Regions from separate parts of the Homo sapiens genome. Here region 2 is linked to region 1. A link is a loop called in an ENCODE intact Hi-C map of the cell type or tissue named here. Cell type or tissue: mucosa of descending colon. All regions are shown on one strand. Region 1 overlaps MGLL (monoglyceride lipase). Region 2 overlaps MGLL (monoglyceride lipase).

The links. Hi-C counts contacts between places; a loop is a spot of excess contacts. Peaks named below come from ENCODE experiments on the same cell type or tissue, not always from the same donor. Only the 100,000 strongest peaks of a DNase experiment are listed, where the experiment ranks them.
Region 2: a loop joins it to region 1, with 2.5 times the contacts of the local background. A loop is called at or near these places in 72 of 110 quality-filtered maps.

Annotation. Positions count from the first base shown.
Region 1 is chr3:127,696,061-127,698,560 of GRCh38, forward strand. All of the region lies in intron 6 of MGLL (monoglyceride lipase), which reads right to left. Among named protein-coding and RNA genes, the nearest start is that of ABTB1, 24 kb to the left of the region's middle. In mucosa of descending colon, no CTCF peak of the experiment used is centred here; DNase peaks (open chromatin) are centred at 11, 1,131, 1,593 and 2,001.
Region 2 is chr3:127,815,311-127,817,810 of GRCh38, forward strand. The region is part of intron 2 of MGLL (monoglyceride lipase); the gene reads right to left. Among named protein-coding and RNA genes, the nearest start is that of MGLL, 6.0 kb to the right of the region's middle. RefSeq lists an enhancer at 2,037-2,500. In mucosa of descending colon, no CTCF peak of the experiment used is centred here; DNase peaks (open chromatin) are centred at 591, 905, 1,211 and 1,708.

The DNA.
Region 1 (2,500 bases):
GCTGGGGTGGGCTCGGCCTCCGTGCCCCTCAGGGCTACACAGGGTGGTCAGACGCCCTGACAGGCTGTGCCCAAGGCCAACTCTCCCCCTCTACGGGATGTGGGTCCTCTCTCCTCAACCACCACCCTGTGGATCTTGCCTTTCAAGGGGCTGCTCTCTCCCCTGTCCTTGCTCTCCCTGGCCTGTCTGGGTTTCTGGCTTCACTCTTCCTGCCTCCATAAAGACAGCTCAGGCTCCACTGCCCTGATCTCTCTAGCATCTGCCCTACAGGATCGGGGAGAAGTTTCTAGGAATCTCTCAGGCCCATAGAGGGCAGGAGTGAGCCCCTGATGCTTCTTTTTTTTTTTTTTTTTTTTTTTTTTTTTTTTTTTGAGACGGAGTCTCCCTCTGTCACCCAGGCTGGAGTGCAGTGATACGATCTTGGCTCGCTGCAGCCTCTGCCTCCAGGGTTCAAGTGATTCTGCTACCTCAGCTTCCCAGGTAGCTGGGATTATAGGCGCCGGCCATCACACCCAGCTAATTTTTGTATTTTTAGTACAGACGGGGTTTTGCCATGTTGGTCAGGCTGGTCTCAAACTCCTGACCTCAGGTGATCCACCCGCCTCGGCCTCCCAAAGTGCTGGGATTATAGGCATGAGCTACCGCGCCCGGCCCCATGATGCTTCTTCATTCATGTTTGTCATCCTTGCCAGTGGGTTCTTGGTGGGTTGGGGAGGGGCCACGTGGTGAGGACTGGGTGAGGGTCAGAGAGCATGTGGGGACGAGGAAGGAACATGCTGCCAGCTGCTCCCCGGGCAACCAGGGTGCCCACTGTGCTAGGACTCAGCATTTCCAAGAACTGAGCTACACCCCTTCTGCTGCCACCCCTACAAGGCCTCGGCCAGAATTCTGGACCACACCAAGTGGGAGAGGCTGTCCTGCAGTCACCCCTGCCATCCCTGGATTCCTTCCCATGCTGGGGACTGAGCACCAAAAACCAGACCATTTGTGTAAATCCACACGAGACAGATTAGCCACTTCCTGCAGCTGAGCTGGCATGAGTCCTGCTGGGCCGGGCCATCTGCTCGGAGCCTGAGAGGACACGGGACTGGCAGGGCAGTTCATGGGGGCCCATGGCCAGGCCCAACCACAGGGGGTGCTTCCCCAGGGTCAGCCAGGAGCCCTGAGGGAAGGAGGGCTGTAGGGCCCGCAAAAGAGCCTGGGGCTTGGAGTCACCAACAGCAGCGCCATCTACCAGCCTGTGCAGGGCTGCGACATGCAGGGTCTCATTGAGTAATAAAAGTAATAATAGCTACATCTGAGCTCTGGCTGTCTGCCCGGCACTAAGTGTTTTTGCATGCAGTAACTCACTGGGCCTCCATAACTCCCCTGTATGAGGAATTGCTCTCATTCTCTCCACTACACAGAGGAGGAAACTAAGGCACAGAGAGGCTTGTCAACCTGCCTGCTGTTAGTTGCCCCAATTCTTGTTCTGCCCTACAGAACCTTGATGTTTCCTTCGGTACACAACTGCTCAGAATAGAGACTACATTTCCCAGTCTCCCTTGCAGCTAGGTGTGGTCACATGACCACGTTCTGGCCAATAGAAAGCAGGCAGGGGCTGTGTGCACATTCTGGGTTGACGGCTTATTTTCTCCTTGCCCCACAGAAAGAGTCAGGGCCGTGTGGACAAGGTTCGCCCCTGGAAGCTAGAGCAACAAGATGGGTGTCCTGATGCCAAGAAGTCACCCCCTCTCTTGGTTAAGCTGCTGTTGTTGGGGGTATGGGTTCCAGCAGGCTGGCGGTGCCCTGGGCTGGGCCACCACCCCATCCCATGCTGTCTCCAGGGCTCCCATGGGACCTGTGGGGTGGGGGCCACACCCTCGCCCCTGTTGCTAGCGATGTCTTACAACCACCTTCTTCCTGCAGCAGGCCTGCTGCTTTGCCCCGCTGACCCCAAGTGTCCTGGGCACAGCAGGCGCTCGGGGACTCTGCTTCTGAGTTTAATTGCACTGACGGCCCAAGCGGCTTCCTGCTCTTGGCTTCGTTTTCCATGTCTTGATCACGTAGGCCCTGTTTACACAATGGCCTATTCTGGGCCTGGGGCCCAGCCACCAGATGTGTCAGAGAAAGAGCAGGCCCCTGATGTGAACCACAGCCTGGACCGGAGGTGAGGGGCAGAGGGAAACTGGGACCAGGAGGTTGGGGAGGGCTGTACCACATGGGGAGACTGAGGCACAGAGGGGCCAAACCCTCCCCTCAAGTGGCAGTTCTGGCACAAGCACAATGGCCTTGATTTTTTGACAGCTTAAGATCTCAATCCACCAAAAGTCCTAGGAATGTGGCTTGTGGCTCCCAGGAAGGAGATAGCCAGGCCCCTTCCTCCCAAACCAGGCCCAAGCCCAGAACATGAGCCCATTCATTCAATAGGGACCAGAGTCAGTCCCCAAATATTCCACACTGCATGATTCCACTGATGTAATGTTCTTCACGTGACAAAACTAGAGAAACAGAGACCAGA
Region 2 (2,500 bases), 120 kb after region 1:
AATACATTAAAGGTGTGTGCTGTGAAGGAGAATCCCACATTCCCACACCCTCAATAACACCAGCTCCTTCTGCCATCACTCCAGAGACACCTGGGAGTCACCCTCCTTCTCCCTCTGCTGCCCATGCATCCTCAGGTACAGTCCATGTTCATCTCTCCATCTCCTGCTAACACGCGGTGCTACGTCTTTGCCATGACGCGGCCTTCTTTGCCTTGCGCCTATATTACTATGAACCTCTCCATCTAGCTGGTTATTTGGATACAAAGCTGGGGCCCCTACACCCACCCTTTGGCTCATGCTTTTGTGTTTGGGTCCTCTCCCCCACGTGCCCTTTCCGAGGGTGGAACACCATCCAGGACACAGGACAGAAGGGCAAGTAGGAGCTGCGACCCAGCCCACACTCTGCTCACCAACTCATGGGGCAGCCTCTGCCCAGTGGGCACCTCTGTCTAATTTGCACAAAGGCTCTGCGTGGCATAGCAGCAGCCCTGCCTCTAGGTCCTGGCTGCATCATATTATAATTATCCGTGTGTTGGTCCATCCCACCCCTTCATCAGATGCATGATCTTTGCCACCCTTTCCCCACCCTGGCGCCCAAGGACCATGTAGACGTCAATAAGGAAGTATTTGCTGAATGAATCGCTGCTTTGGATCCTGGGAGAGGAGAGCAAGGAGCCGTATGGGGTAGCCACAGAGCTGCATGCGAGGGGCGCTGAGCAGGAGCCAGGCCGTCCTCACCCCTGCAGAGACTGACAGAGTGGGGTTCAAAATGGCCACTTGAAGGGACAATAAGCTGTGTGATTTAGCTGACCCCAGGGAGCATCTGCGCTAAACCAGCTGGCTGGTGATGCGGGAACACCTAGTCGCAGGTGGCGTGAGTTCAGAAGGGCTACAGGGTTCAGCAGCTGCGGCCTGGGGAGATGGAAATTCACACTCCCTTCTACACTCAAAGATGAAAACAGGACCTGCAGAAGGTTTCCTGGAACACTGAACAAACACCCAAAGCAGGGGGTGGGGGAAAGAAAGCACTCAACAGCCGGCTGACAACCTGATTAGAAAACCTAAGGGCGGGGAAGGAAAAGCCAGTCCCACCTTTGAGGACAAAGTCTCAGGAAGGCCGTGGGGATGGAATTATGTGCAAGCAAATGGTGAAAATTGTTCACCTCCGGATGGATCCAGATGGCTGGGAGGGGCCCTTATTTCCCAGAGCCACAGGTGCCACACCCGTGTCTGGCTGGGGGCTGATGTGAGGAGGATATTACGAGGACGCAAGAAGGGGGGATGTTCTCTATCACTTAAATCTACCCAGGCCTCAGGGCATGGCCTCTCCTCCAGGTAAACTGGCATAGATGGGGGAAGTGCCCGAGGATGGCACTGCCCATTGCTGTAGACACACACAGAGAGTGAAGGCTTCATGGAGAAAGGGGTCAACATGGGCCTAGAACGGGAGGGCTGTGATGGGGACCATCACTGAGCCCCACTCCCGGGAGCAAGGGAAGGAACTGCAGGAGGGAGGAGCCCTGTCTTATTGGTTCTAGATCCACTGAAAGCGGCCACAGTTCTGAGGACTTGGGCAGGTTCCAGAAACAATGCCAAATCTCCCTTGCTAGTCCATCCACGGCCTGTGTTCCCCTTGCAGCACCTAGCTCCATGTCACCGACGGGAAAATCCTGAAAACCATGCAGGCTGCACCCTGGCCCCGAGGCAGCTCAGACCGGTGGAGCTGGCCAGGTGGGAGAGGAGGGAGCCATGGTGAGGGGTGACTACAAAGTTCCTGGAGAGAAAAGCCACGTGACCGAGGTCTGAGGCAAGAAAGGACTAGAAGGCAAGGCCAGTAAGGTTCAGAGAAAGGGCTTATGTTCCAGAAGGTCTCCATAAATGCAGGGGAATTTGGAACAAAATGCTAAACAGAGATTTAAAGGAGGAGGCACTTACTGGAGGTGTGAGGGCAGGGCTCTGGAGGAAGTGGGGAGGGCTGGCCTCCCAGTCGTGTGTCTTGGGACATCAGCGAGGGAGGGACAATCACACTTTAAGCCAGTTCCTTCAATACACCAGTTTTTATCATCATAACAGAAGCTACAGAAAAGAAAGTGGGCCAGCTCTCCAGAGTTGAGGGGCTGCCAGGAAGGCCAAGTGGCATGAGCCGGTGGATGGACTAGCACTGAGGAAAGATGAGAGTGAGATGTGTCCACTCGGTAACCCTCTACTCAGCACCTCCTTCATGCCGGGCCTTGCAGATGAACAGCAAATATGGTCTGCTCCATGCCTTGAACTCACTGCCTGGCAGGGGTCAGAGTTGTACAATCATATAATTACAGCCTGCTCTCCAGCCTTCCTGGTCATCCAGTGTCAAATGAGGATATTTTTGGAGTCTAAGTCATCATATTGCACAATGTTTTCAGACCGCACCCTTCCCTCACCTGAGCTCATGGGTAAGGAATTCTCACAGTTAACTTCTAGACGTCTTTCTATGGACTGAGAGCCACTTGGTTGGCTGAAT